Regions from separate parts of the Homo sapiens genome. Here all the other regions are linked to region 1. The links are chromatin loops, found by intact Hi-C in ENCODE. Cell type or tissue: natural killer cell. All regions are shown on one strand. Each heading gives the region's core, and the rest is flanking DNA. Links, peaks and the distances in the headings are about the cores only. Region 1 overlaps TBCD (tubulin folding cofactor D). Region 2 overlaps TBCD (tubulin folding cofactor D). Region 3 holds the start of MIR4525 (microRNA 4525).

Region 1 (10,571 bases), core at 2,876-7,875:
CGAGTGTGAGTTTCCTCCGGTGAAGGGCGATGGGTATTGCCCCAGGTGGTTGTTGGCCTTTTCCTTTTTTTTTGGACCAAAGTTTTAATTTTAATGTCAAACCGTTTTTTTCTCCTTTATTTAGTTATTTTTACTTTTAAGCCTGCAGTCTTATTAAGAGATTTAACAAGTAGTCATTTATATTTTTCTCTACCGTTTATTAAGACAGAATTATTGATTCATTTGGGGTTTCTTTTGGTCTACAGTAGAACCCCGCCCTTCCCAGTAGGTAACCAGTTGCTTTAGTGCCATTTTGTGTCTGTAGGGACCAGCACCACAAGGTCGGTGGGTTTCTCCCTGTGTGTGGAGATGAGAGAGTGTAGAAATAAAGACACAAGACAAAGAGATAAAAGACAGCTGGGCCCGGGGGACAACTACCACCAAGTTGCAGAGACCGGTAGCGGCCCCGAATGCCAGGCTGCACTGATATTATTGGATACAAGACAAAGGGGCAGTGTAAGGAATGTGAGCCATCTCCAACGGTAGGTAAGGTCTCGTGGGTCACGTGTCCACTGGACGGGGGGCCCTTCCCTGCCTGGCAGCCGAGGCAGAGAGAGAGAGAGGAGAAGGAGATAAACAGCTTACATTATTATTTCTGCTTATCAGAGACTTTTCACTAATTTGCTACTGCTAACTAAACGGCAGAGCCAGGTGTACAGGATGGAACGTGAAGGCAGACTAGGAGCGTGACCACTGAAGCACAGCATCACAGGGAGACGGTTAGGCCTCCGGATAACTGCGGGCGAGCCTGACTGATGTCAGGCCCTCCACAGGAGGTGGAGGAGTAGAGTCTTCTCTAAACTCCCCCGGGGAAAGGGAGACTCTCTTTCCCGGTCCGCTAAGTAGCGGGTGTTTTTCCTTGACACTAACGCTACCGCTAGACCACGGTCCGCTTGTCAACAGGCGTCTTCCCAGACGCTGGCGTTACCGCTAGACCAAGGAGCCCTCTGGTGGCCCTGTCTGGGCATAACAGAAGGCTCGCACTCTTGTCTTCTGGTCACACCTCACTATGTCCCCTCAGCTCCTATCTCTGTATGGCCTGGCTTTTCCTAGGTTATGATTATAGAGCGAGGATTATTATAATATTGGAATAAAGAATAATTGCTACCAACTAATGATTAATGATATATATAATCATATCTAAGATCTGTATCTGGTATAACTATTCTTGTTTTATATTTTATTATATTGGAACAGCTCGTGTCCTTGGTCTCTTGCCTCGGCACCTGGGTGGCTTGCCGCCCACAGTATTCCGCTTTTCCATTCATTTCTAATGCTCTGTGGGAACTCTGTGCGTTTTAAAGGGAACACGGTTTGTCACCACCTTAATGCTGCTTCCTTCTGCGATGAAGTTAACTGCCCTGGGCCCCTTTTGCAGATCCGCTAAAGTTAACTCTCCTGGGGAGGACACATGAGTTTCTTTTTTCTTTCCTTTTCTTTTCGAGACAGGGTCTCACTCTGTTGCCCAGGCGCGAGTGCAGTGGCGTGATCACAGTTTACTGCAACCTCCATCTCCTAGGCTCAAGCAATCCTCCCACCTTAGCCTCCCCAGTAGCTGGGACTGCAGGCGCATGCCACGACACCCAGCCAATTTCTTTTTCTTTTTTTTTTTTTGAGACGGAGCTTTGCTCTTGTTGCCCAGGCTGGAGTGCAGTGGCGTGATTTTGGCTCTACTGGAGTGCAATGGCGTGATCTCAGCTCCACTGAACCTCTGCCTCCCTGGTTCAAGTGATTATCCTGCCTCAGCCTCCTGAGTAGCTAGGATTACAGGTGTGCGCCAGCACCCCTGGCTAATTTTTGTATTTTTAGTAGAGACGGGGTTTCACCATAGTGGCCAGGGTGGTCTCAAACTCCTGACCTCAGGTGATCCACCCGTCTTGACCTCCCAAAGTGTTGGGATTACAGGCATGAGCCACTGCGCCCGGCCATGCCTGGCTAATTTTTGTATTATTTTCTAGAGATGGGGTTTATTTATTTATTTATTTATTTATTTATTTTTACGGGGTCTTGCTCTGTTGCTAGGCTGGAGTGCAATGGTGAGATCTCGGCTCACTGCAACCTCCGCCTCCTGAGTTCAAGTGATTCTCATGCCTCAGCCTCCCGAGTAGCTGGGATTACAGGAATGCGCCACCATGCCCAGCTAATTTTTTAATATTTTTAGTAGAGATGGGGTGCAAGACAGGCTGTTCTCGAACTTCTGACGTCGTGATTCACCTGCCTTGGCCTCCCAAAGTGCTGGGATTACGGGCTTGAGCCACTGCGCCTGGCCAAGATGGGGGTCTTACCATGTTTACCAGGCTGGTCTTGAACTCCTGAACTCAAGCTATTCACCCACCTCCGCCTCCCAAATTGCTGGGATTACAGGGGTGAGCCACTGTGCCCAGCCAAATGATTCTTTACTTTCTGGAAATAGGGACTTCTTTCCCCATTGTTCATGCTGAGCCCCTCCCTAAGCATGCTCCACAGGGACAGTGGCGGAGGGGAGAGGTCCTTGCTGTTACGAGCAGTTGGCAGGTGCCAGCCGTCCTGTCAGCTGGGCAGCGCTTCTGTTTTGTGAGGGCCATGACCGAGTAGGATGGCACGTGCGTGGCTGTCTCCTGTGTGTTAAGTGCCCTGAGAGGGCTTGTCCCCACGGAAGCATGGAGCCGGCTCTCGCGCAGGCCAACTAGATGGATGTGCTGGAACAAGGGCCGGGAAGGTGGGATGGCCGGAGTTGAAGTTGCAGTGGAGATGACGTGGGGGCCGGAGGGAGGTTGGGCGTCATAGCCTGGCAGCTCCAGCTTCCACGTCTCACCTTGCCTGGGGTCTCCACGTAGCTGTCTCGTGGGCGTCGCGTGGGGCACTCCCCCACGTGGACTCTTCCGCCTCCTGGCCCTCCCAAGTGTCCCTTCCGGGAGGTGGCCTTGTGGCTGTTGAGGGAGCGCCTGGTGCCTCCCTCCTGGCATCACTGCCGTCTCCTTCCCCCCACCCCATAAAGGTGTGGCTAGGATGCCAGTCAGACCTGCCGGCATGGCCTAAAGAGGAGGTGGGCAGGCTTGGCCAGTACTGGTCCTGTCCCCAGCACCTCTCCCACTCGGCTGCTCTGCTTCGACCATGTTGCCTTTGCAGTTCGCGAGTTCCCTTGGCTCCCTTCTGCCCTGGGCCCTGGCTCTCCTGCTTCCCTGGGCAGCAGCACTTTCCTCCCAGGTTTTGCAGCCCCCCTCGTTGAGCTCCGTGGCTTCCGTCCTCTCTCTAACGAGGCCATGCCCTCCCGTTTCCTTCGTAACTTTTCTTTGCACTGTGGAAGTCCCCAGCTGTTTGTCGTTTCTCTCCAGAGTGTCAGCTGTGGGAGGGAAGGGCCTTGTCTGTTCTCCGTGTGGCAGTGCCAGTCTCGATCATGGAGGCAAGCTGGGGGCCTGGCCTATGAACTCCTGGTGGAGAAATCAGGAGGATCTGGGCTAATTAGCTGGGCATGGTGGCGTGCGCTTGTAGTCCCAGCTACTCGAGAGGCTGAGGCAGGAGAATTGCTTGAACCTGGGAGGCAGAGGTTGCAGTGAGTCAAGATCACACCACTGCATTCCAGCCTGGGTGACAGCACAAGACTCCATCTCAAAAAAAAGGAAGACTTGGGCTTTTTTTTTTTTTTTTTGAGACAGAGTCTTGTTCTGTCTCTCAGGCTGGAGTGCAGTGGCACAATCTTGGCTCACTGCAACCTCCGCCTCCCGGGTTCACGCGATTCTCTGGCCTTAGCCTCCTGAGTAGCTGGGATTACAGGCGCACAGCACCACACCCGGCTAATTTTTTGTGTATTTTTAATAGCGACAGGGTTTCACTATGTTGGCCAGACTGGTCTCGAACTCCTGACCTCGTGATCCGCCCTCCTCGTCCTCCAAAGTGCTGGGATTACAGGCATGAGCCACTGCGCCCGGCCAGATTTGGGCTTTTGGTTTGGGAGCTCTGTGTGCTCAAGGTGTCCTGCGCTGAGGCCGGGCTGCAAGAGGGGTGGGGAGTGTGAGCACTGCCTGGAACACGAGGCCGAGTCCAACAGGGAAGACTTTCATGGGGCTACACGAGCAGCTGGCTGTGGAAACAGGCCTGTGCACAAGACGCATGGCAGGTGTGGGGGAGGGAGGTCCCAGGGGCTGGGGCCCAGCTGCCGGGGCCAGGCCTTGCACGTGGGCACGGTGTCCTGAGGTCAAGGGATGCAGAGTTGGGTCCAGGGAGGAGGGAGGGGCTGAGAAGTGGGCAGGGGCTCCCTGGCGGTGATGGGGACAGGTAAAACTGGGGGGGTGGAGGGGGCAGGCGGGGGGGGATGGGCAGTAGGCCTGCGACCTGAGAGGTTGTGGTGGGGAACCGGCTGCTGAGGGCCCTGGTCAGGGCAGCGACTTGGTTTCTAGGGTTGGAGAGAGGAGGAACTAGCTGGAGGAGGACAGGACTCAGTACAGAGCTGGCATCTTGGTGTAAGGGTGCGTGAGGTGGGAGGGCCTGGGGAGGTGGGTGTGTGTGGGGTGGGCTGGTGAGGCGTGGGCGAGGTCTCAGTGCTGAGGCCTTGGTTGAGCTGTATCCTTTTGGCAGATTTATCACACGTCCTGATGTCAAGCAAAGCAAGATGGCTGAGTTCCTGGACTGGAGCCTGTGCAATCTGGCCCGTTCCTCCTTCCAGACCATGCAGGGGGTCATCACCATGGATGGGACGCTGCAGGCCCTGGTAAGTGCTGCCCGCAGGGGCTGTGGAGATCGCAGGGAAATGGCGCCTTACATGGGGACCACGGAATGATGTTACCTGTGATTCCATCTTGACGTAATTGGAACCCCGTGGGATTGATTTAACCGGGCCAGGGTCTTGGGCAGTTTCCTTTTCCCTCTGCTTTGGGTCCTGCCTCAGGCAGGGCTGGTTTCTGCGCTGGTGCTGGTGGATGGGCTTGGAGCCCCACCTGTTGCCAGCAGAGGGCAGTGGTGCCACGCAGCCGGGGCTCCCCAGGGTAGGTTTCTCTGCATCTGGGCTGCTTAGTTCCTGTTTAAGTGCAGAGACTGAACGAGCTCTAATAAAACAAGGTGGGTGAGTTGAAATTTGATTCTGTTCCTTTGCACTGGGCTCGGGTTGGATGTTCCTGACTGCTTCGTTGGGACACAGACCCTGGCCTCTGCCTGCAGGTGCCTGGTTAGTGCCCTGGCTGCAGCCCTTTGCCAGCCCTTTCCCTGCCCTTTCGCTCTGATTGTCTCTTGTGTTACCTTTTCTTGTGCTAACGAGGAGGAAAGGTCAAGTCTCAGAAGAGGGCAAAGCCTCTTTTGGGTCAGCGTCCTGGAGGCTGCAGCTCCCTGGTCAGCCTTCTGGAGGGGGAGCCGGCAGCCGGCTGTGGCCTTTGGCGTGGTGGGTTCAGCGCCTTCTTCTCTCTTTAATTACAGCGGGTGAGGCTTTGAGAGCACTTCTCATCCTTGTCTCACGCTGTGGAGCCTGTGGTCCCTCTGAGGAGCGGGGCACTTTGTTCTTGTTTAAAAAATATATTTTATAGAGACAGGGTCTTGCTATGTAGGTCAGGGTGGTCTTAAACTCCTGGCCTCAAGTGATCCTCCTGCCTTTGTGATGATCCCAAAGTGCTGGGATTACAGGCTTGAGCCGCCGCGCCTGGAAGGACACTTTGGAGCGCGTTTTAGGGGAGATGATGAGTGCCACCTCGCCACGGCGTCCTCCTGTCCGTGGCGTCGTCCTCCTGTCCGCAGCATCGTCTTCCTATCCGCGGCATTGTCTTCCTATCCGCGGCGTTGTCTTCCTGTCTGTGGCGTCGTCCTGTCTGCGGTGGCGTCGTCCTGTCTGCGGTGGCGTCCTCCTGTCCGCAGAGGCGTCCTCATGTCCTCAGTGTTGTCTTCCTGTCCATGGCGTTGTCTTCCTGTCTGCGGTGTCGTCTTCCTGTCCATGGCGGCCTCCTGTCCGCGGTGCCCTCCTGTCCATGGTGGCCTCCTGTCCGCTGTGCCCTCCTGTCCGCGGCGTCGTCTTCCTGTCTGTGGTATCATCTTCCTGCCCGCGGTTTTGTCCTGGCCGTGGCAGGTTCTGCCAGGGAGCGGGAGGCTGTCAGCTGGGTGGAGGGGGGCTGTGGGAGTGATAGCCTGGGGTGGGGGCATACGTTTCTTGAGGGGGAATTGGGAAGTGTCCTCCTCAATGTCTGCTGCTTCCCGGTCATGCTGCCGTGGTCTTCAGGAGGGCAGCCTTTGAAATGAGGAAAAGGTTTCAGACGTGTGAGAGAAAACTGCAGACGTGTTTCCTGGAGCCTGTGCTCTGCCCAGGTGATGTCTGTTTTCTTCAGGCGTCCCCTCAACCTCCACATAAATGTGACAGATTCAGCAGTTTTCAAAAATCAAGATATAATTCACATACCACAAGTAATTTATCCTTCTAAGGTAAACAATTCTGTAGTTTTCTGTGCGGTCATCACCATTATCTAACTTCAGGACACTGTCATCATCGTGAGAGAAACCTTGATTGCACCGAGCAGTCCGTCCCTCACCTTCCCCAGCCCCTGCAGCCGTGGATCCATGTGCTGTCCCTGTGGACTTGCTGGTTGCGGACATCTCACCTCACCAGAGTCGTACACGACACAGCCTTTTGCGTCTGGCCTTCACTGAGCCCGATGTGTCCAAGGTTCATCTGCGCTGTGGTGTTGTCAGTGCCTCGTTCCCTTTATGGCCGAATCATAAGCCAACGTGTGGGTATTTTCCATATGCCAGCGTGTGGGTATTTTCCATATGCCAGTGTGTGGGTATTTTCTGCTCTTACAAATTACGCTGTGAAGAACTTTCATGTGCAAGTTTTTGTTTAAACTTAATGCTTTCAGGCCGGGCGCGGTGGCTCATGCCTATAATCCCAGCACTTTGGGAGGCCGAGGCAGGCAGATTACTTGAGGTCGGGAGTTCGAGACCAGCCTGGTCAACGTGGTGAAACCCCATCTCTACTAAAAATGCAAAAAATAGCCAGGCATAGTGGCGTGGGCCTGTAATCCCAGCTACTCCGGAGGCTGAGGCAGGAGAATTGCTTGAACCTGGGAGGCGGAGGTTGAGTGAGCCGAGATCATGCCACTGCACCCCAGCCTAGGTGACAGAGCAAGACTCTGCCAGAAAAAAAAAACAGAAAAAACAAACCCAACTTAATACTTTCAGTACCCTTGGGTACACAACACTAGTTTTTAATAAAATTTTAAACAAAATTTGGAATGTTTTCATCTTTCTGGAGTCTTTCTAAAAAGATTTTTCTGGTGGCATACCTGTCGTACTGATGAAATAGAGGACCTCCTCATGCCAGGCATTTTTGGGCATTGCAGGTACAGATGTGCTGTCTGTGTCCCCAGGTGCCCCTCGTTCCGGCCGTGCTGGGGCAGCATCCTCAATGCCTAAAGAGGATTCATTGCTATCGTGGAGGTCAGGGCAGGCTGAGGCTGGCCTTGAAGGGTACGGGGGTGGAGGGGTAGGGCAGGGAGGACTCAGGTCTCGGACGTACCCACTGTGCCATTGGTCCATGGATCCTCAGGGAATGTGCGTTTTATGTTTTAGGCAATTCTGGTAAAGGTGGTGGATTTAGTTGCAATTGGATTCTTCATTTTTTGCCTTGGGTCTCACTGAGGAAACATGAAGAAGGGGTAGATGGCAGTGGCCAGGGTGGGGGTCCTGGGAATTCTGGTAGCTTCACCTTAATGTTTGTGATGCTGGGTGTACAGACAGCCTCCCACATGACCAAGGACACGCTCTTAGGTCCCTAAGACCCCAGAAGAATGGGCCGCTACTGCCAAGAAGTATGACATGCGTGTGGAAGACCATGAGCCTTACCCGGCTGGTGGCATGGGGTGTGGCAACTGCCGCAGCTCCCCGAACCATTGCAGTGGGAAAGGGGTACGTGCTGTGACTAAGACCACTGGACCCGACCCATCGCAGCGACAGGGGGTCCATGCTGTGTGACTGAGACCACTGGACCCCACCCATCGCAGCGGGAGGGGGGTCCATGCTGTGTGACTGGGACCACTGGATCCCACCCATCGCAGCGACAGGGGGTCCATGCTGTGTGACTGAGACCACTGGACCCCACCCATCGCAGCGGGAGGGGGGTCCATGCTGTGTGACTGGGACCACTGGACCCCACCCATCGCAGCGGGAGGGGGGTCCATGCTGTGTGACTGGGACCACTGGATCCCACCCATCGCAGCGACAGGGGGTCCATGCTGTGTGACTGAGACCACTGGATCCCACCCATCGCAGCGGGAGGGGGGTCCATGCTGTGTGACTGGGACCACTGGACCCGACCCATCGCAGCGGGAGGGGGGTCCATGCTGTGTGACTGGGACCACTGGATCCCACCCATCGCAGCGGGAGGGGGGTCCATGCTGTGTGACTGGGACCACTGGACCCGACCCATCGCAGCGGGAGGGGGGTCCATGCTGTGTGACTGGGACCACTGGACCCGACCCATCGCAGCGGGAGGGGGGTCCATGCTGTGTGACTGGGACCACTGGATCCCACCCATCGCAGCGGGAGGGGCGTCCATGCTGTGTGACTGGGACCACTGGACCCGACCCATCGCAGCGGGAGGGGGGTCCATGCTGTGTGACTGGGACCACTGGACCCGACCCATCGCAGCGGGAGGGGGGTCCATGCTGTGTGACTGGGACCACTGGATCCCACCCATCGCAGCGGGAGGGGGGTCCATGATGTGTGACTGGGACCACTGGATCCCGTCCATCGCAGCGGGAGGGGGGTCCATGCTGTGTGACTGGGACCACTGGATCCCGCCCATCGCAGCGGGAGGGGGGTCCATGCTGTGTGACTGGGACCACTGGACCCGACCCATCGCAGCGGGAGGGGGGTCCATGCTGTGTGACTGGGACCACTGGACCCGACCCATCGCAGTGGGAGGGGGTCCATGCTGTGACTGGGACCACCTGGCCTGAGGTTGGACTGGTGAAATGACAATGTTGGCACCTACATGTGTGTCAGGATCCATGTGGATATGTCCCGCACACCTGCTTCTTGGAATATTGTGTAAGCAGCTCTTCAGCTTCACGGCCTTCATGATCGTGTTCTGGGTGGGGAAGAATTAACCAGCCTACCAGCCCGTGGGGCCAAAGCAGTGTCCTTATAATCATCTGCACCTGGAACCAGGTGGCGATCCCACCGTAGAACCTGTGGCTCACAGGATCTGAGGTGGCTTCGAGGGCTTCTCTGCCCTCTAGGATTCCCTCATCCTTAGAAATTTAACCTTAATGAAATCCCTAATAAAACTCAGTGCTGTGGGGGAAAAACATCTCAGGTCAGGGGAGCAAATGGGAGGTCTAACAGGATGTGACCAGAGCTGGTTGTCTCCAATGGCTCTGCCCCGAGTGTGGTGCCTCTGCAGGGGAGGCCGTTAGCCCTGCCCCGAGTGTGGGTGCTGCTTTGGGAGGGGAGGCAAATTTGATCTCTGTCCGGTCTCTTAACGGGCTTCTAGGGGTCTCCTGCAGCTCTCGTCAGCCTGGCCTGGGAGCCTCCCCTCCTCTGCCGTCCCCACCCCATGCTGTTGGGTCAGCAGGATATCCCAGCCTTGGGGCTGGAGCCAGCTGTGGCTGCCCAGGGACTTGCAGGCAGGTGAGGCGTGCCACCTTCTGGCCAGGCTGGCTGTGGGAGAGGCAGCCTCCTGGTGAGGGGCTGTGGGCCACTGCGTTCAGGCTGCCTTGGAGGGCTCCACGGTGTCCCCTGGGTGCAGGGCTCCGAGTCCTTCTCGGCTTGGGAGGGTCTTGTGGCCACATGTGTCTAGTTCTGCAGTTTCTTTGTTGTGGGTTCGGTTCTTTACTTTTTTTTTTTTTTTTTTTGATGATCTTGTTGGTTTTCTCTAGATTGTTCCCAAGTTTTCTGTTCTTCCATCCCAAGTGGGAGACACGTGTTGCACAGCCTGCATTTGGAATACCCAGAGGGTGGGTGGGCGGGACGGCTCGCTGCCCCATTCCCCTCCTAGCTGCTGGGACAGGTGGGAATTCCTGTAGCAAAGTCAAACCAGCCAGGAGTGGGGAAGTGCTTTTTATTTTGACATCTCCAAGTTCCACGTTGAGGTGGAGAGACATTCGTTTTTCCCCTTCCTCCCGAGGTGTAAAACGGTCTTCTCAAAGGCTTAGGAGAGCCGAGCCCTGTGCCACCCCCCGGCATATGCTGGCAAAGAGTGAGGCGTGCTGTCCTGCCGTTTAGGGCAGAGCACCCAGGCGGTTTGGCAGCAGCACCTCAGAACTATTCAGAGATTTGCCCTCAGCAAGAGTGAGCAATTGTCTGACGCAGCCGGCTGAAATCCCTGGGAAGGGAATGAATGAAACTGCCGTGAAGCAACGCCTGGCGGGGCCGGGCTTCTGGCAGCTCCTGGGGCCAGCACGTCCCTTCCAGAGCGTCTGAAGCCCTGGGCGGCTGCTGGAGCATCTCGAGTCTTTCCAGAGTCATGTGTGTTGTTTCCTTCTGTCTCTTGGAAGGGTCCGTTTGGTCTGATCCAGGTTGCCTCAGCAGGAGGAAGTCGTGCTGGGTGCTGAGCGGGTGGGAGGTTTCACCTTGGGCTT
Region 2 (10,571 bases), core at 2,255-7,254, 110 kb after region 1:
CAGTTTTTTGTTTTTGTGGCTCATGTTTTTAGTGCTTTTTAAGACGTGAAGACTTTCTTAAGGTCTGGGAACTCCACCTCGCCCGGTCCCGGGGATGCTGTCCCGTGTTTTCTGTTCTGCTGGTTGGTCTGCGTGTCTGTTCTGCCAGCGCACACTGTGTGACGGGCTGTGCTGCGATGCTGCTGTGCATAGTCAGCCTTCGCACTGGGCAGGGAGATGCCTCCCAGCGTCTTCTTTCTCAGGACTGTTTTCCCTGTTTTAGGGCTTGTGCTTTTCCACATAAATCTTGAATTTTTAAAACATCTTTTAGATACCACTGGAATGGTACATGTCTTCCTAATAGTGTATGTTAAATTGATGTTACAGTATATCTTTGTTGCATTGCCTTTTGGCGGGTTTTGTTTCTTACTTTCCTAATGAATTTATCACAAAAGTTACAAATTTGCAAAGCAGCAGTCAGGCCTCCTCCCAGCCTGCTGTGAAGCGCCTGTTTCCTCCAATCTCCAGCCCAGCCCAGGGGTCTGCCTTGGAGCCACCCGCACGTCTGGTTTCTGTGTGATTGGCCAGAGGTGGTGGGCGCGTCTGCTCCTTTTCCCTGGGGGGTGGGGGCACAGACCCTGGGTGGCTGTGTTCGGCTCCTTACTTGGTGCCCGTCTGTGTGTGCTCCTCCCAGCAGCCATCGCTCAACCTTGCTCTCAGGAAGCCCCCAGGCGAGTGTTGGCAGGAATCCTGCCAGGCGGGAGGTCGCTCCTCCAGAGCGTGGTCCCTGAAGCCGCCAGCCTCCCTGGCCTCGCCCCTTGCTGGTGGTGTGTGTGGTGTGGCCGTGGGTGCACTTTGCTGGGTCTTCCTGGGACACTGAAGTCTCCTGTGTCTCCAGCCCTGAGAACTCGGAGCCCGGGTGCTTTTGGGAAGGACGGGGCACCAGCTGGTGACACATGGGAAGGGAGGTGTGGTTGTCACCTTGCCCAGGTAACCTGCTCTGCCTGGTCGGTGCGCCTAAGGGGGGCAGGGTGTTTGGGGAGGACATGAGAGGCCTCCTGGAAGCACTTCATCCTGTTGAAGTTCACATTTTGACCTTTTCAGCAGCCCTTGCTCTGGGCCTGTGCCCGGCCCTGGGACTCGGCCTGGAGAGCCTATTGACACCGTGCCATGGGTGCGGGCAGGGCGCCCTCCCTGGAGGGCGGCACGTGGTGCCAGTTGGTGACCATGAGCTGCCTCACTCCTGAGGAAGAGTGTTCGGGCTCTGGGCTTTGATTTAACCTGCCTGTCTGTCTCTCTGAGTTGACAGCCGGGGCCTCCGCGTGGGTGCTGCTGGGAGGCTCAGTGGTAAAGGCCACTTTTCAGGATGTGTCTGATTTTATAAACTTGAATTCTTAAATTGTGGTTTTAAAGAGCACCAGGACGTAAAAACAGAGTGACGCACCTTGAGGCTCTGTTCAGCCAACAATGAGGGCTTTTATTTAAAAAATAAAGCCGTGGGTCATTCACGTTGTGCTGTTTGTTCTGAACTTGCCTCTGGTGTTGGCGGAAGCTGACCTCGCTCACCTGCTGTGTTTGTTCTTTGCTCCGCAGGCCGCCTTCCAGGAGAATGTGGGGAGACAGGTATGGCTGCTTTCAAACACCTTTATTCCAAAAACTTCCTGCGGGTTTATAGGTAGGAATCTTGAGAGCTATAACCCTGGTGTCTTCTCGCACTGTGAGATGTGGTGTGGCTACATCAATGCCAGGGTCATGAGTTCACTATAGGACGCACATGTTAAACAGCGAGTCCTGTTTCACAGGGAACCTGCATGTACAGTAATTTACACACACAGGCCGGAAAGCTGTGCTTTACACGTTGCCAAGAGCCACATAATGTGGCTCTGCAGGGTGGGGCGGGTCCCTGGGACCAGCCTGGCCTTGCGGGGACGCAGACCTGACCCCGCCTCATCCCACACAGAGCAGGAGCTGGCTCTGTTGACGTCAGCTTGTGCCTCATCCAGACCATAGACGGGCCCAGAAGTCAGCTCCCAGAAGCTACGGACCCCATGACCCCACGACCCCACATCATGCTGGGGCTGCTTTTGCTGTGCCCTCTGACCCTGACATCTGGTCACTGGTCAGCTTCGCCTGTGAATGGGGGGCCCCAGGTTACTCATGTTGTGTGTGATGACGTCACATCTTGGGCGTGTGGTTGGGTCTTGCAGGAGAGTGGGACAGAGGCCGGAGAGGGGACCGGGGTCTGGGCTGGACCTGGGCGGGGAGCAAAGTTCCCACGAGAAGTCAGCCGAGAAGGCTCTGGAGTTCCCGGACAGCAAAGCAAATGCAGCCGGGGTCTGGGCTGTGGCCAGGTGGTGTGGGGCGGCATGGGGTGGACGTGGGCCTGCGGACCCTTCTGACCTGTGGGGAGCCCTCCAGGCAAGGTGTCTGACCTGGAGTGGAAGCATTGAGGCCAAATGAGTCCACAGGAAAAGCCGGATGCCAGAGTCAGCTGGAGAGGCGGGCGGACGAGGACTTGCGCCTGTTATTGAAATGGTTCTGGAGGAGCCTGGCGTGAGTGGTGTGGGCGGCTTTCTGTAGACGGAGCCCAGGAAGGGGCGTGACTACTTCTTGCTGGCCCGAGGCAGCCGAGGCCCACCCAGCATCCTTGGGGTGCCGTGGGGCCTGCATGTGTTCAGAGCCCTGAGCCCTGGTCGGAGCCAGTTCACTAGGAAGAGACACCAGCCTTGCAAGGGGAGCCTGGGTGTGCAGACAGCAAGAGCCGCCCAGGCCAAGGAGAATGTGAACGAGGTTTGGTCTTTTGAGTGGAGAGTGTGGCTGCTGTGAGGAAGAAGGAGCTTGTTGGAAACCACTTAGCTGAGCCTAGGGACTTGCCAGCTTCCTGGAAAGTGAGAGCCCAGGAGAAGAAGTCTCCCTGTCCCTGGGCTTCCAGCCCCTCCAGAGCCCCCACTGGAGAGGGGCGTGCTGAGGCCAGAGCCCGGGGTGACGACCGTGCTGGGTGGGCCCTGGGGCGCACTCCGCCATCACTCTGTGTTCCGGGTTCCCAGATGCTGCTTCCTGGGAGGAGCAGCCCAGTCGCATAGGGAGCCACGGGGCCCTGCAGCTGAGCTGACCAGCCTCCCTGTGTGTGTGGCTGGATTTGAGCCACGTTACCTTTATCGGGGCAGCTCAGGTTGGGGATTGATTGACAGGGAAAGGAAAGGCCTTTACACTTGGTCTAAATTTAGGCAAGCAGCCAGAAAATGGGATATTCCCGTGGGTGCGGGAGTCTTGCACCTCAGTCCTGAGCCTGAGCAGTGTGAGTCTCAGAGCATCCTGCACAGTGACCAGCATGCGGACGGCAGCGGGAGCCTCGTGGAAGAAGCGGCACAGATTTTGAAGAGACACAGACTTTGAAAGAAATGCAAGACGCGCAGGTGCGGAGCGTCTCCCAGCCCCGCACGGCCATGTCCTGCTGAGGTTGGATAGAAACATTTGAGAAGAAGGTCGAGAACTTGGCAAGGCAAAGCAAACGGGAGTGGACGTGTCGCATAGCACACAGGGAAGCAGCCTAAAAACCCTCGGATTTGGAGGAGGCTGTTTCTAATACACAGATTTGGAATGAAGTTGTAAGAAATGCGTTACAGTGGAGGCCGCTGGGTAACAGCAGCAGGGATGGGGGGTGGTTGGGGAGCGGCCTGGGGGACACAGAGGGGGCTGGGGGCAGAGACGAGGGACCAGCTTCTCTGTCCAGGTTCGTCTTGGCTGGAGTTGGAGACTCTGGTCCTGAGTGGTCTCTGCCTTCTCCCTACTGAGCCCAGGGGCTCTTGAGCAGGTTGTGACTAACCCATGGGCAGCTTCCACGTTCAGGGCCTGTCCGACATTCCAGCCCTATGACCCTGCTCCTAGGCGAGTGCTGTCCAGGCCCCCGACACCATCAGGCCCTTGTGGTGGCCTGTCCACACCCAGGCCCCCCACTTCCCCCCTGCACAGGTGAGGAAGTTGAGGCTCAGGGCAGCTGAGCCCGCTTTTGTCTGCTCGGAGCCTGTTGTTCCAGCCCTAGCCTGGCCAGACAGAGCCTTGGCCCCTGTGTTGGTCTTGCTTTGTTCTCACCGTGGGGGGATGCTGGACACAGAGTCCCCTTGTTCTTGTTCTCGGTGAGACCTGGTCCTGGGCCACCCCGGATGTTTCCCTGGGCTCCTGCCTGCTGTGATGTGGGGCATGGAGTTGTACCCCAGTGGGCGACATCCCAGGTTGTGGCACCTGCTGTCTTTCTGCAGAGTGAGCCGCAACAGCTCCACCTGGGTGCAGGTTTCTCCCCTGTTCACGGTTCAGTGAAGGATGCTCATGCTGTCACTGATTGCAGCAGCCTCAGGCAGAAGTTTATGGTATCTCCATCAGCCCAAGCTCCCAGTGTAACCCTTGGGAGAGATTTGCTGGAAGAAAGCCGCATGGTACCTGCTCATTCCGGCCTCTCCTGGTGGGAAGGAGGGATGTGGCCCCGGGTGTTCTCAGGAGTGCTGGCTGTTCAGTTACGTTGACTTGCGAAGCTATTACATGAAGGTGTGAGGTTTTAATGGTCAAGTGCAGGGTGGTGATGAATGGGTTAAAGACGTCAAGGAAGGATCTGAATCCCGGCCTCGGAGGTGGGCAGGCTTGGGAGACCTTTGAAAAACCCTGCTGTGGTTTATAGCTGTAAGGCTTTCTATGTGGGGTTTAAAGTTTGTCATTTGTATTTTCTTAGGAAATTATTTATGTTGTTTCCAGAATTTCACATCCTGGAACCTGAGAGTGGTATCAGTAACACCATGTAGGCTGCGGGGCTGGAGCTGGGGCTCCACTGGGAGGCTGTCGTGGCGGGGTGGGAGGAGGTGCCGCCTCTCCCATGTCAGAGCCTCGGCGGCTGCTGGTCCTCGATGCTTCTGGGGTCAGCTGTCACCACCCCCAAGAACCGGCTGGGCCAGCTGCCCCCAGTCAACGTCTTGCCTGCCCGGGACTGCTGAGTGAGGCCTGGGCTCTGGTCCAGGCTTTGTAGACCGTGCAGGCGGCTGCATCCCCGACCTGACCCAGGCCTGCTCGCTCTGGTGTGCACCGACCTGCCAGCTTTGTGGCACTTTGTGGCATGGGGCTCAGGCCGATGGAGGTCAGTGGCTGTAACACTGTTGAGACCTGAAGACCGTTTACGGTGTATGTTTTCGGGAAAGGTCTCTTACCACGTACCGAAGTGGAAATGTTTGAGTTGTTTGAAAAAGATGAAATACTTGTGAGTGGTTTCAATGATTTAGCGTGGTGTTGCCTGGGTAGACCGTCAGGAAGTCAGTGTGACGTGGAAGTCCTCGGCGAGCCATGTCTGTGGTGTGTGGCTTGCTCACCACCTGCCTCAGGGCTCGGGGTTCATGAGTGTAAATGTCTGTGGATGTGATTATTGAACTTGGTGAAATGCCTTTGTTCATTCAAATTCTTCTTTTTCCCCCATTTCCACTTTCTTATTAGGGCACTTTCCCTCATGGTATTGATATTTTGACCACAGCTGACTATTTTGCCGTCGGTAACAGATCCAACTGTTTCCTGGTTATAAGGTAAGTCTTTAATGTATATCACAAAAATAGAATACTCTAAAATCAGATTGGATGTCAGAAATCAGCTACCACCATTTTCTTTTTTCATCCTGTAATGTCCACTCAATGGAATGTAGTTTTTGTGTGAAAAATTAAAAATGGAATTGGGAACAGTGACTGAAACTTGTGTTTCATGTTGATTGGACACACCTCATGCTTTACTACGCTAGATAGGGGACATTTACTCACGTGTTAAAGAGGGGCTCAGCTTCAGGAGTGCGGCCTTGCCGTGAGTGCTGTCTCTGCTTATGATTTTTCTCCTGGTCGCCCCGTTTTACCCGTGCTGGTTCTGTGTGGGGCTTGGAGTTTGAGAGGAAGCAGCTGCAAGCACGGCCACACCTCCTCCTGATGCTTCCCTACTGGATGTCCTAAATGCTTTCCCACCGTGAAATCTTGGATTAGAAGGGACTGTTTCTTTCTGTTTCGGTAATAGGAAGTGTTTTGAAGTTGAAGTTATCTGTAGATTGTCTATGAAATGAGTAAGAGGTATTTTAGAAATCAGGTTAGAAACAAATGTTTAGCACCTCTAATTGCAGTTTACAGAATTATATCAAACTGTTTTAGTTGTGTAATTAGGTACTGGGGAGGTTACTTCAGTTATCTTAGTTGATCCATTGCAGCAGAAATGTGAAAAAGGGTGTGACTTTATTTATTTATTTTTGGAGACAGAATCTAGCTCTGTTGCCCAGGCTGGAGTGCAGTGGGGTGTGACTTTATGAAGTGATTTATTTGCCTTAAATTAGGACCAGAAGCATGCCCGATGCATTTTTAACATTAACCATTAAATACCCTAAAGATCGATTCCCCAACAGCCCTGCTGTGTAGACCGTGCAGAAAGGACGTTTCTCCGTCACCAGCCTGGGCAGAATTTTGAAAATGTAGCATTTGGCCTCTTTCCCAGGAAGGATCTTTGAACACACTTATCTGTATTTTTATACCCTTTCAGGTTTCCTCAACATTTAATGTCCTTTTTTGCCTTATCAGTTCTTTCCTATTAATACTTGGCCATATATTTTATGTGGAAAATCTACTGGCCCGATGCAGTGGCTCATGCCTGTAATCCCAGCACTCTGGGAGGCCAAGACGGGCAGATCACCTGAGGTCAGGAGTTGGAGACCAGCCTGGTGAAACCCCGTGAATACTAAAAATACAAAAATTAGCCAGGCGTGGTGGCGGGTGCCTGTAATCCCAGCTACTCAGGAGGCTGAGGCAGGAGAATCACTTGAGCCCGGGAAGCGGAGGCTGCAGTGAGCCGAGATCGTGCCACTGCACTCCAGCCTGGGTGACAGAGTGAGACTCCATCTAAAGAAAAAGACAATCTACCACCTTTTCCCGAGTTTCCTGAGTAACACACCTGACAGCTATGGGAAGCTTCAGCATATTTCCCTTGTTGCTGAGGTTTCTAAGCCAGCCTAAAACTCGCATGTAATTAGCTGTGTGCGTTTTATAAAAACATTTGCCAACCCAAGACCTGGGTCCAGGCATGTCTTCCCCCAGTGTGTTTGGCTTCCTCACGATGCCAGGCCCTGCGTGCAGACCAGATGCCACTTGTGAGGACGCACCGGCAGGCAGGCCCCTCCAATCCTGAGGGCGGCATCACGGGGACCTGCAGTCATGGCTGCACCCTAGTACCGCGGGGCCCCCCTGCACCCGAGGCAGGGTCCTGCTGTCAGCCTGGACCTTGGGGTGAGGGAGGCAGTGGTCCTGTTCAGCAGAGGGCATGGGACTGAGCACAGCCCATCAGGGAGGAGAGTTAGCAGGGCCCTGGGCCCTGGCGGGGAGCTGCTGGGGGCCTTTGAGCCATAGTGAAGAGTGTGGATTGTCCTGAGGTCATGGCACTTTGATGGTCAGGTCTTTGTTTTGAACATATCCCTGTGGCTGTATTTGGTGACTGGAAATAAGGAGAGGGCTTGAGGGCTCTTGGGAGACGGGAGAGGGCTGGGGGCCTGGAGGTGTGCCCGCTGGAGGAAGGTGGGAGTTGCCAGGGCATTACAGAGGGTCTCAGAGCTGTGTTGGCATCACTCCGCAGGTGGAGGGCACAGCTGAGGGCGACAGTGTCGTTGAGTGCGAGGAGGTTGGGGCCTCAGCTTGCACGTGCTGGCCTGCGAGGAAGCATCAGCCGTGCTGACATGGAGATGTTTCCTCTGCAAATTGGAGTTTCGGACACACAGACTGGAATTGAACTAACGGGCACCCCAGGAAGACTGTGGGGCGAGACGAGGAGGATGGGGGGACCAGCCGTCGCCCCACTCTCCTGTTCATCATCACAGCCTCGTTGGGGTGTAAACGACCCCCAGTAAGCTGGTGCATGTTCAATAGGTACATTTTTGTAAATGTTAACATCTGTAAATTCGTACCTATCACCACAATCAAGACGAGAAAAGGCCCAGGTTTCCCCTTTCCCATTCGGGGTCCCTCCCCTCCCACACCCCCTTCTTCAGGCACCCCTGGTCTGTTGCTCTCACTGCAGCTGTGTCTGCATTTCCCAAAGCTCTGTGTGAATGGGTTCAGGCAGTGGGCACTCTCCTCACTCACACTGGCTTCCTCTGCTCCATGCTTCCTGCAGACTGTCCGCCTGTGGGGACCGTCCCCCGAGCCTCCAGGGCCAGGGGTGTGGTACGTGGCGTCTGTCTCCACTCACCTGGTGAGGGGCTTCTGGGCAGTGTCTTGTCTGGGTTGTCACAGGTGCAGCTGCGGTGAACATGTGTGTACACATCTGTCTTTGGGCCTGCACTCTTGTTCTCTGGCATAGATGCCCAGAGCTGGGTGGCTGTGCTGTCAGTTTTTTTTTTTTTTTTTTTTTTTTCCTTTTGAGACAGAGCCTTGCTCTGTCACCCAGGCTGGAGTGTGGTGGCGCAATCGCGGCTCCCTGCAGCCTCGACCTCTTGAGTTCAAGCGATCCTCCCACCTCAGCCTCCCGAGTAGCTGGGACTACAGGCACACGCCACCACGCCCGGCTAATTTTTGTATTTTTCTGTGGAGATGACAAATCATGTTGCCCAGGGTGGTCTTGAACCCCTGGTCTCAAGTGATCCACCTGCCTTGGCCTCCCAAAATGCTGGCCTTGCAGGTGTGAGCCACCACACCCTGCCTGTAGCTTTTTCTGAAATGGCCACATGGCTTTCGGCGTGATGGTGCCACGCGCCCCCGGTGCTGGATGAGCTCGGGGTCCGGGATCTGGGGTCCTTGCCGGCGCTGGGGGTGTTGGTCTTTCAAGCTCGGGGTCCGGGATCTGGGGTCCGTGCTGGTGCTGGGGTGTTGGTCTTTCAAGCTTGGCCATTGTCATGGGGGTGTGGGAGCAGCTGACTAACTCGTGTTCTAGTGACTGATGATGCAGTTTCAGTCATCATCCATTTCAGGGGCGTGTTTAACACATCTTTCGCCCATTTACTTATTAGGTTAGTCGTTTTCTTCCTGTTGAGAATTTGAGAATTCTTCATGAATTCTGCATACAATTCCTTTTTCAGATGCTTCCTTGCTACATATTTCCTCCTGCTCCGTGGCTTTCCCTTTCAGTATCCTGTATATTCCTAAGTCAAAGCCTTTTTAAAAAAAAATCAGCTTTGGGCCGGGTGCGGTGGCTCACACCTGTAATGCCAGCACTTTGGGAGACCCAGGCAGGCAGATCACGAGGTCAAGAGATCGAGACCATCCTGGCCAACATGGTGAAACCCCGTCTCTACCAAAAATGCAAAAATTAGTCGGGCATGGTGGCGCACCCCTGTAATCCCAGCTACTCGGGAGGCTGAGGCAGGAGAATCACTTGATCCCGGGAGGCGGAGGTTACAGTGAGCCGAAATCGCGCCACTGCACTCCAGCCTGGGCAGCAGAATGAGACTCCGTCTCAAAAAAAAAAAAAAAAATCAGCTTTATCTTTGTACATCTACTTTATTACATATAGTTTACATATAGTAAAATTGCCAGTTTTCAATATGGGTTTAAGTGTGGCAGCGGGTTTGGCAGATGTGAGCTGTTGAATGACCACCACTGTGGTCAGTGTGGTGCACATGACCCTCCCTCCAGGAGGCGCCATCCTGACTGACCTCCTGTCGCTGGGGCTCCCCCGTTTTAGAATCCGTGCAGGTAGCTTCCTTCATCTGCTGCCTGCCTCATCAGCTGCCTGTGTTTCAGGGTTCCTCAGTGGTTCTCACTGTGTGGACGCCCCACATTTGAGGGGCTTTGAGCCCCCGTGGGTTTTGATGTGAGCACACGGCACAGCTCTGTTCTCCCCGGCTGGTTTTCTGTTGGAGTGAGCATTGAGCCCCCGTGGGTTTTGGTGTGAGCACACGTCACGGCTCTGTTCTCCCCGATGGTTTTCTGTTTTTCATGAGCATTGAGCCCCTGTGGGTTTTGGTGTGAGCACACGGCATGGCTCTGGGTTTTGGTGTGAGCACATGGCATGGCTCTGGGTTTTGGTGTGAGCACACGGCATGGCTCTGTTCTCCCCGGCTGGTTTTCTGGTTTTCGTGAGCATTGAGCCCCCGTGGGTTTTGGTGGGAGCACACGGCACGGCTCTGGGTTTTGGTGGGAGCACACGGCACGGCTCTGGGTTTTGGTGGGAGCACACGGCACGGCTCTGGGTTTTGGTGGGAGCACACGGCACGGCTCTGGGTTTTGGTGGGAGCACACGGCACGGCTCTGGGTTTTGGTGGGAGCACACGGCACGGCTCTGGGTTTTGGTGGGAGCACACGGCACGGCTCTGGGTTTTGGTGGGAGCACACGGCTGCTTCCCACAGCTCTGCTGCAGACCCTGGGGCTTGGGCCGTTGGACAGCTGAGCAGAGGCTTCGTTTTCTTTTCCTATGTGCAGGAGGCTGAACACCGCTTCAAGTGGTTGAAGTGTGTGTGTATTTTCTGTAAACTTTTTGATGATATTTCTGCTACACTATTTTTTTTTTATTGATTCAGAAGAACTGGTTTATTTTAGGGAAGCCTCCTGTTGGTAAGATCAGTTGCGGTTGTTTTTTCAGATTTGTTGTTTGACTTTTGACTTTG
Region 3 (10,571 bases), core at 3,231-8,230, 110 kb before region 1:
GCTGGGGTTCTCACAGCTGAGAGAGCAGAGCCAGCAGCCCCAGGCTGGCCAGCAAGTCCTCACCTCCCCACGTCTGGGTCCTCCACCCGCAGGCCCGACCACAGCCCCGCTGGCACCAGGACGCTCCGAGCTCCCTGCCGGGTGCTCAGTGGCATCACTGAGCCAGGCGTGGGGGACCCAGGAGCCCCGGGCTGCCTCAACCACGCTGCATCGGTCCCCTCTTGGCATCTTCCCACAGACACCAGGCCACAGGTTCTGATCCCAAAAGCCGATTCCCAGCCACAGCGCTATGTCCGTTCTGGGGTCCCCTACTCTGGATGACGGGGGCCCAGACAACCGGACCACCACCTCCTTCAGAGAAGCCCTGGTGCAGCTGGGGCTGGGGGTGCTCCCCGGGGCGCTGTGCCGACGGTGGTGGTGGGAGGGTGTTCCCGGGGGCGCTGTGCCAACGGTGGTGGGGGAAGGGTGTTCCCGGGGGTGCTGTGCCGACGGTGGTGGGGGGAGGGTGCTCCCCGGGGTGCTGTGCCGATGTTGGTGGGGGGAGGGTGCTCCCTGGGGTGCTGTGCCGATGGTGGTGGTGGGAGGGTGTTCCCCGGGGGCGCTGTGCCGACGGTGGTGGGGGAAGGGTGCTCCCTGGGGTGCTGGGCAGATGGTGGTGGGGGGAGCTTGCTCCCTGGGGTGCTGGGCCGATGGTGGTGGGGGGAGGGTGCTCCCCGGGGTGCTGTGCTGATGGTGGTGGGGCTGGTGGTGCTCCCCGGGGTGCTGTGCCGACGGTGGTGGTGGGAGGGTGTTCCCGGGGGCGCTGTGCCGATGGTGGTGGGGGATGGGTGCTCCCCGGGGCACTGTGCTGACAGGGGGTGCTATGCCAGCCAGGGGGGTTACTCCCTGGGGGTGCGGGACGCTCGCACCTCCTCCAGACTCACCAGAGCTGCAGCTTCACCCGCCGCCCGTCCAGCAGGATGGTGGTCGTCTTGTAGTCGATGCCTGCGGAAGGGTTAGAGACGGCTTAGGCCTGAGGCTGCAGCTAACAGGACGCTGGAAGTCTCACGTTCAGGGAAGAAAAGGGTTTCTCATCAGTGCAACTTCCAGGTTTACAAGGCAGGCGGATGGGACCCCCTCCCTGTGTCTGCCCAAGCTCACAGGGGCCCTGCCTGCGCCCTCCCGCACCCGGGCCCCTCCTGTCCTCAGCCGCCTTGGCCTCTGTGGGGGTCAGGCTCGCATCACCCTGGCCCAGGGGGCTCCCCGACAGGCACTGCAGGGCCTACATGTGACCTGGAGGCCGGTGGGTTTGCCGCGGGGCTGTGGCCGCTGGGTGTGCCCCCGTCTGGGCTGGTCCTTCCCTCCCCACCTCCTCCCCAAGCCTGCAGGCCTGAGAGCTCCGACTCAGCTCTGTTTCCAAGGGAACGGGGCTAAGGCAGCGGCTCTGCAGACACTGAGACTGCGTCCCCCAGTATCACACTAGGAAAGTACAGTAAAGACAGACGTGACGCTGCGTGGGATGCCCGCTCTCAGCTGTGTACATGTGCATGTGAACCACGCATGTGCAGGGACACGGGACTGCACACCCGTCCCAGCCACCTCTGGGGTGCAGATTACAGGTAGGCTGGAACCTTCTTTCCACATTTCTATTTTTTCAAGTTAAAAACAAACAAACAAAAAAAAAACCCGAGAATGCCTTTCTTCTTCTTTTTTTTTTTTGAGACAGAGTTTCTCTCTGTCGCCCTGGCTGGAGTGCAGTGGCGTGATCACAGCTCACTGCAGCCTCCACAGCCCAGGCTCAAGTGATCCTCCCACCTCAGTCCCCTGAGTAGCCGGGACTACGGGCATGTGCCACTAGGGCCAGATAATTTTTGTATTTTTTTGTAGAGACGGGGTTTCGCTATGTTTCCCAGGCTGGTCTCAAACGCCTAAGTTCACACAATCTGCCCGGCTCAGCCTCCCAAAGTGCTGGCATTACAGGCATAAGCCACCATGCTGGAACACTTCTTCTAAAATAAAAAGCTACAATTAAGGGCTGGATGCGGTGGCTGACGCCTGTCATCCCAGCACTTTGGGAGGCTGAGGCGGGTGGATCACTTGAGGTCAGGAATTCAAGACCAGCCTGACCAATATGATGAAACCCCATCTCTACTAAAAATTCAAAAATTAGCCGGGTGTGGTGGCGGGCTCCTGGAATCCTAGCTAGTAGGGAGGCTGAGGCAGGAGAATTGCTTGAACCCGGGAGGCGGAGGTTGCAGTGAACTGAGATTGTGCCACTGTGCTCCAGCCTGGGCGACAGAGGGAGACTCTGTATCAAAACAAACAACAAGAACAACAACAAAAAAAAAAAAAAAAAAAAAAAACTACACTTAAAAAAAATCTTTTTTGAGACAGGGTCTCCCCCTCGCCCAGGCTCTAGTACAGTAGCACAATCACAGCTGACTGCAGCCTCTACCTCCTGGGCTCATAGGCACACCACTGCACCTGCCACCACACCTGCCACCGCACCTGCCACCGCACCTGCCACCACACCTGCCACCGCACCTGCCACCACACCTGCCACCGCACCTGGCTAATTGACAGGGCATTGCTGTGTTGCCCAGGCTGGTCAACCTCCTGGACTCAAGTGATCCTCCCACTTCAGCCTCCCAAAGTGCTGGGATTACAGGCATGAACCACCATGCCTGGCCACAATACATTTTTTTTTTTTGAGATGGAATTTCGCTCTTGTTGCCCAGGCTGGAGTGCAGTGGTGCAATCTTGGCTCACTGCAACCTCGGCCTCCTGAGTTCAAGTGATTCTCCTGCCTCAGCCTCCTGAGTAGCTGGAATTACAGGCATACACCGCCACGTCCAGCTAATTTTTGTATTTTTAGTAGAGATGGGGTTTCATCATATCAGTCAGGCTGGTCTTGAACTCCTGACTTCAGGTGATCCACTTGTCTCGGCCTCCCAAAGTGCTGGGATTACAGGCATGAGCTGCTGCTCCCGGCCAATAAATATTTTTAAAGGGAAAAATATGTTTCCCCGCCCCCATCACCCCCCAGACACCAGTGTTCTGCTTCTTTAGGAAACATCTCCTGTGTTCACTTCTAGCGCTTCCGGATGAGCACCAGGTCTGTCATTGAGAACATGGAAAGAGAGGGTTTGAGTTAAGGGGCTGGAGAATGCCGGGTAGGAGCACTGCCTTCCTAAAACCAGGTACAATGACACGTACAATCACAGGAACCCAAACTGCTTAGTAACAAGACATGACCAGCCTTTGTGGGATTTGCTTGATTTATTTCATGTATAGGATTTACTTGACAGTATCTCTCAAAGCACTAAACCTACAAGAGACAAGCCCTGGCCTCACTCTCGGCTGTGATCGGATGTTGAGTGCTTTGACAAGTATGGCTGAATAGGGAATCAGAATTCTAAAGGGAAGCGCGCCGCTGAGAGGCCGAGGGGAGAAGCAGCGCCGAGGCTCGCACCAGACCTCACCCTGGAGACCGTCGTGGAGCACACGGCCTCTGCAGCTCTCCTTCCAGAGAAGCCCACGATGTAGCCAGTGAGTGCCCAGAAACAGGCTCCTCTAAAAATGCGAGGCTGCGGAGGCCACGGTTCTCAAGCAGCTTCTGCCCCCTCGAAGGGTCTAGAACCCTTGGACTTGGCCACAAGCCCCCCTGCATCCCAGGAGGCAGTGTGCCGAGTTCCTGGTCTCCTGTCGGGCAGAGCGAGGTGTGCAGTGGCGGTGCCACCGGTGGCCTCCCACTTGGCTTGGACAGCTGGTCGCCCACATCTTCAGGCAGGCCTGGGCGTTGCAGCAGCTCTGGGCCTCTGTCCTCCACTTTCCACTGATGCAGCCATGAGCACGTGCATGGCACACCTGCCTGATCTGAGCACACCTGTGCAGCGCCTTCCATGAGATCCCGAGCACCCCTCCCTCCCACAGCTGCTGTGTCCAGCCTGTCCCCTGCCCTCTGCTTCCTCCTCCGGGCCCTGCCCCCTTCCTGGACTCCAGAGGCTCTTTCTGTGGTGCCACCAGAGCCCCAGAGACATGGAGTCCAGGCTTCCCGCATCCTCCTCTGTCTCCTGCTAAACTCCACACTCTGTCCACAGAGACTGCCCATCACGCCACCAGGTAGATTAGACCAAGCAACACCAGAGCAAACTCCCCCCGTCAGAGGAGAGTGATTCAGAGGACAAAAGATACAGCAGCACTGAGAACGCCCGAAGCACCCGCTTTGCAGACGCCACCTGCCCCGTGATGAGGCTCAGACAGAGCGGCCAAGCAGTCCCCTGACCCACCCAGTACGAGGCTTTCCTGAGCTGGCCAAACGTTTGCCACCGAGCCCAGCAGGCACGCTGAGTGCACCGTCTGTCTCTCTCTTCTTGGCATGGGCGCTGACGGGGCACTGATGGGGCCTTTGGGATGTTGCTCTTCCGGCTGGAAACCTCTGTGGCTGCTGAATTATTGTCCTGCATCCAGGAAGAATGAGGTACCCAGACAAGTGGAGGGTGAGCGAGACGAGGAGGAGCTTTACTGAGTGTTAGAACAGCTCAGGGGAGACCCACAGTGGGTGGCTTCTCTCTGCAGGCAGGTCGTCCTGACAAGTGTTCAGCTCTCAGCAGACAGGGTAGCTCTCCGCAGCTGGTCATCCCGACGTCCGCGTTGCTCTGAGTCTGGGGTTTTTGTGGTCTTCAGGGTGGGGAAGTGCACGCTGATTGGTCCACAGGCAGCCCACCCCAACCAGCATGCACATCCCCCCTCTGACAAAAGCACCGAGTCCTCCTTCCAGTCTGCAGGACTGGCAGCCCGGGCCCCAGGCCCCCTTGAAGCTTCAAGGTGTGGCTTCACCAGGGACCTGCCCCCTTCCACCCAGAAGTCTGTCTGCCTCCCACTGCTGTTCATGGCACCCAGCTTGTTCATGCCAAGGGGCGCCTGCAGGCCAGCACTGAGCCACCCTCAGCCCTCCCTCAGCTTCCCTCCCATGTTCAACAGCGCCCAGTCCCGAGGGGGCTGAGGTGGCAAGGGCTGGTGTGTCCGTGCTGCCCCAAGTGTGGACCCACCCGGATGGTCTGCAGCAGCACCTGGGCTCAGCCCCAACTGTGCTCCACGACTGGAGCGGGCGTGGGGAGTGAGGAGAGGCCAGGCATTTGGAGCAGGCACTTCTAAGCCTGCAGGGGGCAGGGGTGGCCTTCCCAGGCCTCCAAGAGCACAGAGACGCCCGCGTCTAGAGCTGCCCCAGGGCAGCGGGCCGCGGCACGCAGGGAAGGCGGAGCTGCTGCCTGATCCGTGGATCGAGAGGCCCAGCCATGCCTCCGCTGCAGCCGGCATCTTGGCAGCAGCCACTCTAGATGGGCCACTGCTACCATCAGCATCTTAGCACCAGGAGCTTGACCTCACCACAGTGGGGCACGCGGCGTAGCCTCCATTGCTGTCAGACCAAAACCACACTGCTGTGGTTTTCCCAGGTGACCAAGTGAGTATCAAGGAAACAGTCCTTTTACAGAAAGGAAAATAGCCAGGCACGGTGGCTCACGCCTGTAATCCCAGTTCTTTGGGAGGTTAAGGTGAGAGGATCGCTTGAGCCCAGGAATTCGAAACCAGCCTGGGCAACATGGTGAGACCTCATCTCTACAAAAAATTTAAAAATTAGGGCCTGGGCGCGGTGGCTCACGCCTGTAATCCCAGCACTTTGGGAGGCCGAGCGGGGTGGATCACCTGAGGTCAGGAGTTCGAGAGCAGCCTGACCAACATGGAGAAACCTTGTCTCTGCTAAAAATACGAAATTAGCCGGGCGTGGTGGCGGGTGCCTGTAATCCCAGCTACTCAGGAGGCTGAGGCAGGAGAATTGCTTGAACCTGGGAGGTGGAGGTTGTGGTGAGCCGAGATCACACCATTTCACTCCAGCCTGGGCAACAAGAGCGAAACTCTGTCTCAAAAAAATAAAAATAAAAAATAAAAAAATTGGCCAATCATGGTGGTGCACACCTGTCGTCCCAGCTTCTCAGGAGGCTGAGGTGGAAGGATCTCTTGAACCCGGGAGTTGGAGACTGCAGTCAACTATGATCGTGCCACTGCACTCCAGCCTGGGTGACAGAGTGAGACTCTGTCTCTAAAAAAAAATGTAAAAGGAGACAAAAACACTTTTCTGGAGCCTTCCAACTAGATAGTTCTACTAGCCCCAGCGCGGGAGCTTCAGGCCCTGTGAAATTACGCTTTGAGCGACGACCAAAAATCTCTTCACAGTCCTTTAAAACCCTACTAAGCTCTCGGGAAGGCACCATCATGTGCCAAGTCCTGCAGCCGTCAGCAATGAACACACTGAGCGTGAAACACAAACAATAAATTAAAAAAGAACATACATATTTGCTCCATAATAGCAATCCTCAAAGAGAATTTTGGAAATATTTATTTTCCCTTGGCAGGCACGAGGCAATGAACGAATACACTTGGGAATCTATTTTCGAATGCGGAGATAACTCCAGCTTTGATATGTCTGTCTCCAGACGAAGGGACACTCACCCCCACGGGCTGAGAGGCTCATATTTGTCTTTCCGGAGATTAATCCACTGCCTGAGCTTGGCTGGGTCCTCTGACTTAGAAAGTATCCTCTTGACCTGTCCTTGAGGGCCAACAATCTTTTTTTTTTTTTTTTTTTTTTTTTGAGACAGAGTCTCGCTCTCTCACCCAGCCTGGAGTGCAGTGACGTGATCTCGCTCACTGCAACCTCCGCCCACCGGGTTCAAGCAATTCTCGTGCCTCAGCGTCCCGTGTAGCTGGAATTACAGGCACACGCCAGCAAGCCAAGCTAATTTGTGTACTTTTAGTAGACACGGGGTTTTACCATGTTATCCAGGTTGGTTGCGAACTCCTGACCTCAGGTAATCCACCTGCCTTGGCCTCCCAAAGTGCTAGGATTATAGGCATGAGCCACCACGCCCAGCCAAGGGCCAAACAACTTTAAAATGTGTTCATAAATGTAAAAGAATTCCTGATTTTTTTTTTTTTTTTTTGAGACGGAGTCTTACTCTGTCGCCCAGGCTGGAGTGCAGTGGCGCGATCTCAGCTCATTGTAACCTCCGCCTCCCGGGTTCAAGGGATTCTCCTGTCTCAGCCTCCTGAGTAGCTGGGATTATAGGCGCCCACCACCACGCCCGGCTCATTTTTGTATTTTTAGTAGAGACTGGGTTTTACCATATTGGCCAGGCTGGTCTCCAACTCCTGACCTTGTAATCTGCACGCCTTGGCCTCCCAAAATGCTGGGATTACAGGTGTGAGGTACCGCGCCCGGCTTCCTGATGGTCTTTTTAAGCGCCCTACGAGTTTCAAAACCATCTTTCGTTTCTGTTTTCATGGAGTCATGGATGCTCACAGTCTGAAGTGCTGTCACGATCCACGATGTTGGACCCTGGCCCACCCGAACCCCTGTCTCCCTTCCCCATTTTAATCCTTTAAAATAACTTCTTTTGCTATGCATCTCCAGATTGATGAAGAACATACTTACATTCCTACTTCCTGACATTTCAGTTTTAGGCATCCACTGACTTTCCACTACAGAAGATGAAAATGTAGCTCTCGGTCACTGACACACCCCACCCCTGTAACTCCAACACACACAGTCACACACATCCTGTACTCACTGACACACCCCACCCCCGTAACTCTAACACACACTCACACGCTCCCTGTACTCACTGACACACCCCAACCCTGTAACCCTAACACACACAGTCACACATCCTGTACTCACTGACACACTTCACCCCGTAACTCTAACACACTCACACGCTCTCTGTACTGACACACCTCACCCCTGTAACTCTAACACACACACTCTCACACACATCCTGTACTCACTGACACACTTCACCCTGTAACTCTAACACACACACGCTCCCTGTACTAACTGACACACCCCACCCCTGTAACTCTAACACACACTCACATGCTCCCTGTACTCACTGACACACCCCACCCCTGTAACTCTAACACACACACTCACACGCTCCCTGTACTCACTGACACACCCCACCCCTGTAACTCTAACACACACTCACATGCTCCCTGTACCCACTGACACAGCTCACCCCGTAACTCTAACACACACACTCACACCCTGTACTCACTGACACACCCCACCCCGTCACTCTAAAACACACACACTCACACACCCTGTACCCACTGACACACCCCACCCCTGTAACTCTAACACACACTCACATGCTCCCTGTACCCACTGACACAGCTCACCCCGTAACTCTAACACACACACTCACACCCTGTACTCACTGACACACCCCACCCCGTCACTCTAAAACACACACACTCACACACCCTGTACCCACTGACACACCCCACCCCTGTAACTCTAACACACACTCACATGCTCCCTGTACCCACTGACACAGCTCACCCTGTAACTCTAACACACACACTCACCCACTGACACAGCTCACCCCTGTAACTCTAACACACACACACGCTCCCTGTACTCACTGACACACCCCACCCCTGTAACTCTAACACACACACATGCTCCCTGTACTCACTGACACACCCCACCCCTGTAACTCTAACACACACACTCACACGCTCCCTGTACCCACTGACACAGCTCACCCCTGTAACTCTAACACACACTCACATGCTCCCTGTACTCACTGACACACCCCACCCCTGTAACTCTAACACACACACTCACACGCTCCCTGTACTCACTGACACACCCCACCCCGTAACTCTAACACACAAACTCACACGCTCCCTGTACTGACACACCCCACCCCTGTAACTCTAACACACACACTCACACGCTCCCTGTACCCACTGACACACCTCACCCCTGTAACTCTAACACACACACTCACACGCTCCCTGTACAGTTTTGTTGCTTTTTAAGCTAGATGGATATTCCATTCTACACTGTCATAACCAGGTGCTATGGTTTGAATGTGTCCGCTAAACTTCACGTTAGAAAGGTAAACCTCCAGTTTGTATGTTGATTGGAGGTGGGGCCTTTGCCAAGTAATTAGGATTAGGTAGGGTCAGCAGGGTGGGGCCCTGATGATGGTACTGGTGGCCTTACAAGGAGAGGAAGACACCTGAGCTGACGGGCTTGCGCGATGCCCTCTGCCAGGTTATGACGCAGCAGGAGGCCCTCCCCAGATGCAGCCCCTCAACCTTGGACTTCCCAGCCTCCAGAACTGTAAGAAATGCATTTATTTTCTTTATAAATTACCCAGTTTGTGGTATTCTGTTACAGCAACAGAAAATGACACCAGGTAGACGCCATCCACAGCTGAACCACCATATGGTATACAATGTTTATTTTTCCTTCATGTACGAATTTTTGTTTCTACTGGAGTTAAAAATTGCCTCATTGTACCAGGCGTGATGGTTCATGCCTGTAATCCCAGCACTTTGGGAGGTCAAGGCAGGTGGATCATCTGAGGTCAGGAGTTTGAGAGCAGCCTGACCAACATGGTGAAACCTCATCTCTACTAAAAATACAAAAACTAGCCAGGCATGGTGGTGGGCGCCTGTAGTCCCAGATACTTGGGAGGCTGAGGCAGGAGAATCGCTTGAACCCGGCAGGCGGAGGTTGCAGTGAGCTGAGATCGTGCAACTGCACTCCAGCCTGGGTGATGGAGTGAGACTCTTGTCTCAAAAAAAAAATTGCCTCATGTTTACTTGTTGTTTACTCATTGTTTACTTGTTCAGTTTTCTCTGCATTTATTACTAATTCATCACTGTAATTTTCCCCAACTATCTAAATCTGCTCTCGGTACCTGCAAACATTCAGGAATTTCACTTTCTTTGGGGCATCTTTCCAGACCTTCTGTCCTGCTCCCATCTGGACTGGGAGGACTGTTGCCCTGGGGCCCCCACTCCCTTACTGCTGGATTCCATCCTTCCCTCTCTTAAGCTGACTCCTCTTTTCAATTCCTGAGAAAGGTGCATGGAAGAAGGTAGTATCTGAGACTTTGCACGTCTGAAAATGTCTTTAGGCTGCCCTCACTCTTCCTTGTGTTTGGACAGGCATACAATTGAGGGAGAAGATGCTTTTCCCTTAAACACGTTCAGTCATTCCAGAGTTCCTTTTGAGATCGGCCGTAAACTCATTCTTGACCCTCTGAATGCAACCTGGTTTTCCTCCTGGTGGGCATGGAGGCGCTTCTCTGAAACTGCACACCTTGTGGGCCTTGCTGTAGGGATCTTCGTGGCCAGGCTGACCACTCCATGGGCCTTTCAATCTGGAGACACAAATCTCAATTTTGGGGAACTTTCTTGGATAATTTGTTCTCTCCTTCTGGGATGTGATTAATCAGATACTGGGCCTCCTGAGCCTGTTTCCCACCTTTCTTGTCTGATTTTGCATCTCTCTCTCTTTTTCCCAGCATTCTGGGAATTCATCTCATTTTAACTTTTATCCCTTCTTTGAAATTATTGTTTTCAATGTCCAAGATCTTTCTTATTTTGTGACTATCAACACTGGACAAACTAGAAAACGCAACAACCTGGCCAGGCGCGGTGGCTCGCGCCTGTAATCCCAGCACTTTGGGAGGCCGAGGCGGGCGGATCACCTGAGGTCAGGAGTTTGAGAC

What was found. A loop is a pair of places that touch in the nucleus more often than their neighbours do. Peaks named below come from ENCODE experiments on the same cell type or tissue, not always from the same donor. Only the 100,000 strongest peaks of a DNase experiment are listed, where the experiment ranks them.
Region 2: it touches region 1 in a loop (2.7-fold over the local background); 8 of 110 quality-filtered maps call a loop at or near these places.
Region 3: a loop joins it to region 1, with 3 times the contacts of the local background. A loop is called at or near these places in 30 of 110 quality-filtered maps.

Annotation. Positions count from the first base shown.
Region 1 is chr17:82,776,996-82,787,566 of GRCh38, forward strand. It overlaps TBCD (tubulin folding cofactor D), which reads left to right. Exons shown (of 39, transcript NM_005993.5): 7 at 4,594-4,726. Among named protein-coding and RNA genes, the nearest start is that of TBCD, 30 kb to the left of the region's middle. RefSeq lists an enhancer at 10,518-10,567. In natural killer cell, for the core only: CTCF peaks have their summits at 4,952 (motif pointing right) and 5,151; a DNase peak (open chromatin) is centred at 4,976; H3K27ac peaks cover 762 bases.
Region 2 is chr17:82,888,096-82,898,666 of GRCh38, forward strand. It overlaps TBCD (tubulin folding cofactor D), which reads left to right. Exons shown (of 39, transcript NM_005993.5): 16 at 1,573-1,602; 17 at 5,452-5,537. Among named protein-coding and RNA genes, the nearest start is that of ZNF750, 53 kb to the left of the region's middle. RefSeq lists a silencer at 7,708-7,967. In natural killer cell, for the core only: no CTCF peak of the experiment used is centred there; DNase peaks (open chromatin) are centred at 4,266, 5,296 and 5,856; H3K27ac peaks cover 841 bases.
Region 3 is chr17:82,663,573-82,674,143 of GRCh38, forward strand. RAB40B (RAB40B, member RAS oncogene family) reads right to left here. Exons shown (of 6, transcript NM_006822.3): 2 at 924-984. MIR4525 (microRNA 4525) reads right to left here and starts at 4,735; the gene lies at 4,661-4,735. RefSeq lists enhancers at 770-1,270, 5,210-5,389. In natural killer cell, for the core only: CTCF peaks have their summits at 5,125 (motif pointing right) and 5,326; a DNase peak (open chromatin) is centred at 5,159.